Regions from separate parts of the Homo sapiens genome. Here region 1 is linked to region 2. The links are chromatin contacts, found by Hi-C in ENCODE. All regions are on one chromosome and are shown on one strand. The core of a region is the stretch at or near the end of the contact, and the rest is flanking DNA. Distances in the headings are between cores, read along the strand shown.

Region 1 (2,722 bases), core at 195-2,694, 110 kb after region 2:
CACTCCAGCCTGGGTGACAGTGCAAGACTACAACTCAAAAAAAAAAAAAAAAGAATGGCAATTACATTTCAACATGAGTTTTGGTGGAGAGATTCAAACCAGAGCAGACATTAATAATATACATATATATTATGTGCATTGTTATGTTAAAATTGAATAGCCATTTATGTTTAGAGAACAAACCTACCAAAATTGTCCATTTTAGTAGGGCCCATTTTTCTAACCAAATACCATGGATTAAAAGCTGAATTTAAGAAGAGAAAGAATCTTAAAAAGTTGTTAAGCAAGGTTAAATCTAGTTTTTCTTTCTCACACAGACTCTGCTTGTGACTGTTTCTTGGATAATTGGCACCTTGTGAAATAATCGCTAATAATAGTTATCTTTTAGTGGATTCCTGGCACCGCCCTCAGCTGAGCGCTGTAAGTATATTATTACATTTAATCCTCTCAACCATCTTATGGGATCGATATTATTAGCTCATTTCACAGAGGAGAAAGTTGAGGCTTAAAGAGGTGATGTAATTTTGTCCAAACTAAACAGCTGGTAGGTTGAGGAGTCAGGGTTCCAATCCACTCTCTCAGAATCTGTAGCCACCTGCTCTTAGTCACTGCTGTGTGTCAGTCTCCCTTGGCACTAGATACAATGGTGATTAGGGTAGCATAATGAGCCTTTTGGACTGCTTGCAAACCATGAACTACTGCATCTTTGAGTTTTAAGGGCTTAGCTTAGGACTAGGGGATATGCATGGAAGCCCAAATCATAGGTGTCCTTTATCTGTGGGATCAAAGTTTGTCACTCAGCATCCTGAACATTGTGTGCCTTTAAACAAGGCAAATCTGATACCATAATTTGGACAACAACTTAGCCAAAGCATCATTTCTGTATATGGAGGCCAAGTAGTACTAACAAACATGCAAATTCTAATTTTAAAACTCAGACAAACATTTTACAGCTAAAACAATCCACCCCCTTTTGGCTAAATAACTGAACAAAATTTCCCCTACAAAGGCAAAGTTCAATATTTTCATTTCTGTAAAACTCTGACCCATGTCACTTTTCATCAGTGCTGCACTATCTGTGAAGTCCCCTTCTAACCTAGAAGAGTTAGCTTCCTCCCTAACATACTTGGAGAAAGATTTGGGCATACCGCAGCATTTCATTTCCTCTTTGTCTAGCTTGATGATAACTCGTCACTTTTCAAACTGTGAAGATGAAATCAGGAGAAGAGTGTGAAATATCAGTATAACAATGGCCACTTCCCACCCCATGAGACAAAGAAGTGAAAGGCTTAGTGATTTGTATGATGATGAGCACTACAGAAAACATTCAAAGCTTCTAAATCCCAGGGATTTCCTGACTTCAGTTGTGAGGGCCAGCCACACTGACATCATAGATCCTTCCTGCAGTCACAATGCTACTAAGTCACCCTTGGGAAGAGGCCCCAGAAACAGGAAGACCTTAGTTAGGATGCAATTACAATTCCTTGGTACATTGGCTTCCTCAGAAAAAAGAAAAAAATCACAGAGATTGTTTTTCAAAAATATCAAATCTACAAAAAATAAAGCTGGAAAAGCAAGCATCATGAGTTCAGGTACTTATGGACTATTCGAGGTCTCTAAATTTCTCCTACTTCACTATCTTTCTTCTGTTTCTTATTACATATAAACAAAATAATGAATCCCAATGAAGACCCTCAGAAGGCTTGGGCACAACAGAGTAATAACTTAAACAAATGTACAAGAAAAAAAAACCCCATCAAAAAGTGGGCAAAGGATGTGAACAGACACTTCTCAAAAGAAGACATTTATGCAGCCAAAACATACGAGAAAAAGCTCATCATCACTTGTCATTACAGAAATGCAAATCAAAACTACAATGAGATACCATCTCATGCCAGTTAGAATAGTAACCATTAAAAAGTCAGGAAACAACAGATGCTGGGGAGGATGTGGAGAAATAGGAACGCTTTTATACTGTTGGTGGGAGTGTAAATTAGTTCAACCATGTGGAAGACAGTGAGGTGATTCCTCAAGGATCTAGAACTAGAAATACCATTTGATCCAGCAATCCCATTAATGGGTATATACCCAAAGGACTATAAATCATTCTACTATAAAGACACATGCACACGTATGTTTATTGCAGCACTGTTCACAATAGCAAAGACTTGGAACCAACCCAAATGCCCATCAATGATAGACTGGATAAAGAAAATGCCGCACATATACACCATGGAATACTATGCAGCCATAAAAAAGGATGAGTTCATGTCCCTTTGCAGGGACATGGATGAAGCTGGAAACCATCATTCTCAGCAAACTAACACAGGAACGGAAAACCAAACACCACATGTTCTCACTCACAAGTGGGAGTTGAACAATGAGAACACATGGACACAGGGAGGGGAACATCACACACTGGGGCCTGTTGGGGGTTGGGGGCTAGAGGAGGAATAGTATTAGGAGAAATACCTAATGTAGATGATGGGCTGATGGGTGCAGCAAACCACCATGGCACGTGTATACCTACGTAACAAACCTGCATGTTCTGCACGTGTATCCCAGGACTTAAAGTATAATTTAAAAAAAATACATTCCTGATTATTTTAGAGCTGTCTGATCCTAAAAAAGTTTCTAAAGGTCTTATAGAAGTATCTGTAAAGAAATGCTCTTCTAGCTAACTATAGATGTTATGGGGGGATGGGGGAGAATTGGGATAAGT
Region 2 (2,989 bases), core at 31-2,530:
GGTCCCGCGCACCTTGTCTCCGGCCGCGCCACCGGCACTCACCTGGCTGCTGCCGTGCTCCTCGCCCGTCTCCGGGGCCCGAGACTCCGCGGGACTCCGCGCCGGCTCTGCGGGAGGAGGCGGCGGCTCCAGCAGCTGCTCCAGGCAGGCGGTGCCCGGCAGAGAGGAGCTCTTCTGGTGGCACAAGTGCGCCCCGGGGCCCTGACGCCGTGCACCCTCATCTCGGGCGCGGTCCCCCCTCGGGGGAGGCTGGGGCGAGGAGGACAGGGAGGATGAGGCGGAGGAAGAGGAAGGAGCTGAGTCGGGGGAGCGTCCGCCAGGAGGCGTCCCTCCCGCTGCTCCCGAGGCCGCCGCGGGCCCCTTTACGGCGGGGAGCAAATGCTCGCGGATCCGGCGGCGTAGCGTGGACCCCTGCTCGGCTCTGCCGGCGCCGCCGGGCTCCAGGGGCTCCGGCGACGAGCAGCACAGGTTGGGCTGCGAGGAGGAGAAGACTCGGTCCAGCACTTGCTTCCGCTTCTTGAAGCCGCTCCACCTGCTGCCTGCACCACTCCCCCTGGCCGGTGCATTCCCTGTGCCCACCGGGGGTGGCGGGGAGGGCGACGGGGTGTCCGCAGTGCGGCGCTCTGGACCCCCAGCGCGCCCGCCCCCGCCGCCCTTGCTCCTGCCCACCCCCAGCTGCAGGTTCTTCCAGAGCCGGGCCTGGAAGGAGGAGGACGCCGCCGGCGGCTCTGGCTCGCCCGCCGCGGCAGCCCGGGGCTCCATCCTCCACCCCCTGCTCCTCCTCTCCCCTCCTCCTCCTCCTCCTCCTCCTGCTTCTCCTCCCTCTTCGGCTGCACCTCCTCCCGGGTCCCCGCGGCGCTGGCGGTGGCGGCGGCGGCGGCGGCGGGCGCAGCAGCAGAAACCGGGAGTGCCCAGCGACTTCAGGCCAGCTCGGGGGAAAGAAGCGGCCGCCGCCGCCGAGGCTCTCTGGCCTCGGGACTCCGGCGCTGCCTCTTCCTCCCGCACCTGCTGGGGTGGGCTGGAGCCGTAACCGAATCCCGGCCGCGGCGCCTGCAAAGTTTTTCCCTCGAAGCTCCGCGGCTCCAGTCCACTGGCGTCCCCCAGGCCGCGCCCTGGCTCCCTCTTCTCTCTGACCGAGCTCGGGAAGCTGCACGCACCGGGGCGTGCGCGTCCAGCTGCGCCAGGGACCGCACCCGGCGCCCTCTGGGCAGCACCTGTCAGCGGCGGGGGCGGCTGCCTCCAAATTGGGCGCGCACGCGGCTCACACAACAAGGCGCGTCTGGCTGGAGACTCCGGGGACCAGCAGTCCCCCTGGGGCGCCCCGGGACCATCCTCCAGCTCCTAGGTGGGAGGGCCGGTAGGAGCCGGGTGGAGCTAGGTAGGGCCCGAAGCCAGCTTGCTCCCTAGGATCCGGCCACAGTTGCCCAGGCAGCTCGCTGTGCGCTGGCCGCTGGCCGCGCTGGCGATCGTCTGGGTCGGATGAAGCGAGCTGGAGTGGAAACTATGTGCCCTCGATGGGTCTCGTGGGGGCGCCGATCGTCCACACTGAGCGATGAACCCGACGGAGTTCTAAAGCTGAAGACGTCTGCCCCCGCCCCGTTGCGCTCCCTGGGTCCAAGACGAGAGTTTAATTTCTTCTGTCTTGACTTCATCCCCATCCACCCCTCCCTTTTCTTTATTTGCCTCTGCACTGGTCTCTTATGATCAGGTTCTAGCATTTCCGGAGTCTGACGATAAAGCCAGCCCTTAAGTTGCAGGGAGTTTACGGTGGACGAAGATGGGTGATGCGCACTGCCTTTGATCCGATTCGGCACGCACAGAATCTTGTTCTTTTCATTCAAGCGCATTTTTTCTTTGGTTACTTCATTTGCTTGTTGCAAGGCAAACGGAAAAGGCTTTTTAGCTCATTCAGACTTTGCTTCTCCCAAAGCTGCTCAGCCAGGGTCTTCTGATTCTGCTAGGAGAGACTTCTGAAAGGCCAGCAACACAATGCCTCTTTCGTCCTCCTAAATGGGGAAAACGGGAGAGTTCCCTAAGCTGCGGTAGCACACTGATCAGTCTTGTCTAGCTAGCAGTATGCTTTGGAGGTGTTACCAACCTAAGTTTTTTGTTTTGTTTTGTTTTTGTTACCTTTATAACAAATATTTATTAAGCACCTACTATATACCAGGCACTGTGATAGGCTCTGGGGATGCAGCTGTGAACAGGGCATCAGGGTCCCACCCACATGGAGCTTATTGTGAGGGTGAGGGTTGGGAGGTGATGCGAGACAATAAACAGAATTTCTAATATGCAAAAGTCCCATGGAAACAGTTAAGCAGGGTACCACATAACAGAGTGGCTACAGAGGAAGAGCTTCCAGACAAAATGCAGGACACCCAATTAAACTGACTTTCAGAGAAACAATGAATAATATTAGTATATGTATGTCCCAAATATTGCATGGGACATACTTATACTAAAATACTATTATTTATCTGAAATTTAAATTTAACTGGGTGTCATGTTTTTGTTTGCTAAATCTGGCAGCCCCATATGGAGAGGTTTTTGGTTTTTTACATTATGTGTACAGGGAGAGTCTCTCTGAGAAGATAAAATTTTGAGTTAAGACTTAATGAGGACAGAGAACCAGCTATTGACGGATCTGACTGTAGAATTTCAGGTAGAAGGAACAGCAGATACAGAGGTCCTGAGGCAGGAAGCAGCTTGACTGGGCATATTCAAGGACAGAACGATACCACTCCAAATAGAGTAGAGCAAGGTGGGTGGGGTTGGTAAGAGATGTAGTGAAACAAAAGGTCAGCTAAGGGAGTGGGTCCTATAGCCAGAGTGAGAGTCCATGTTTCCTCTAAATGAAATTGGGAGACATTAGAGGTCTTTTTTAATCGTGAGGGTAATGTGATGTGATTTACTAATACTAATGCCAGGTATTAATAAATAGCCTCACAGGGCTATTTTGAAGATTAAGTGGAAAAAGGACTTAGCTCAG

Evidence for each region. Hi-C counts contacts between places; a loop is a spot of excess contacts on that map.
Region 1: a loop to region 2 is called in a map of endothelial cell of umbilical vein, with 2.4 times the contacts of the local background. The contact joins the promoter of FAM81B here to the promoter of MCTP1 in region 2. A Hi-C loop is called at or near these places in 1 of 168 maps with a recorded cell type or tissue (endothelial cell of umbilical vein).

Annotation. Positions count from the first base shown.
Region 1 is chr5:95,389,922-95,392,643 of GRCh38, forward strand. It overlaps FAM81B (family with sequence similarity 81 member B), which reads left to right and starts at 1,445. Exons shown (of 10, transcript NM_152548.3): 1 at 1,445-1,592. The coding sequence starts at 1,469. LOC105379089 (a long non-coding RNA gene) reads right to left here and starts at 1,251. Exons shown (of 3, transcript XR_948586.1): 1 at 1,149-1,251. RefSeq lists an enhancer at 2,605-2,722.
Region 2 is chr5:95,283,814-95,286,802 of GRCh38, forward strand. It overlaps MCTP1 (multiple C2 and transmembrane domain containing 1), which reads right to left and starts at 1,281. Exons shown (of 23, transcript NM_024717.7): 1 at 43-1,281. The coding sequence starts at 762. RefSeq lists silencers at 370-489, 570-629.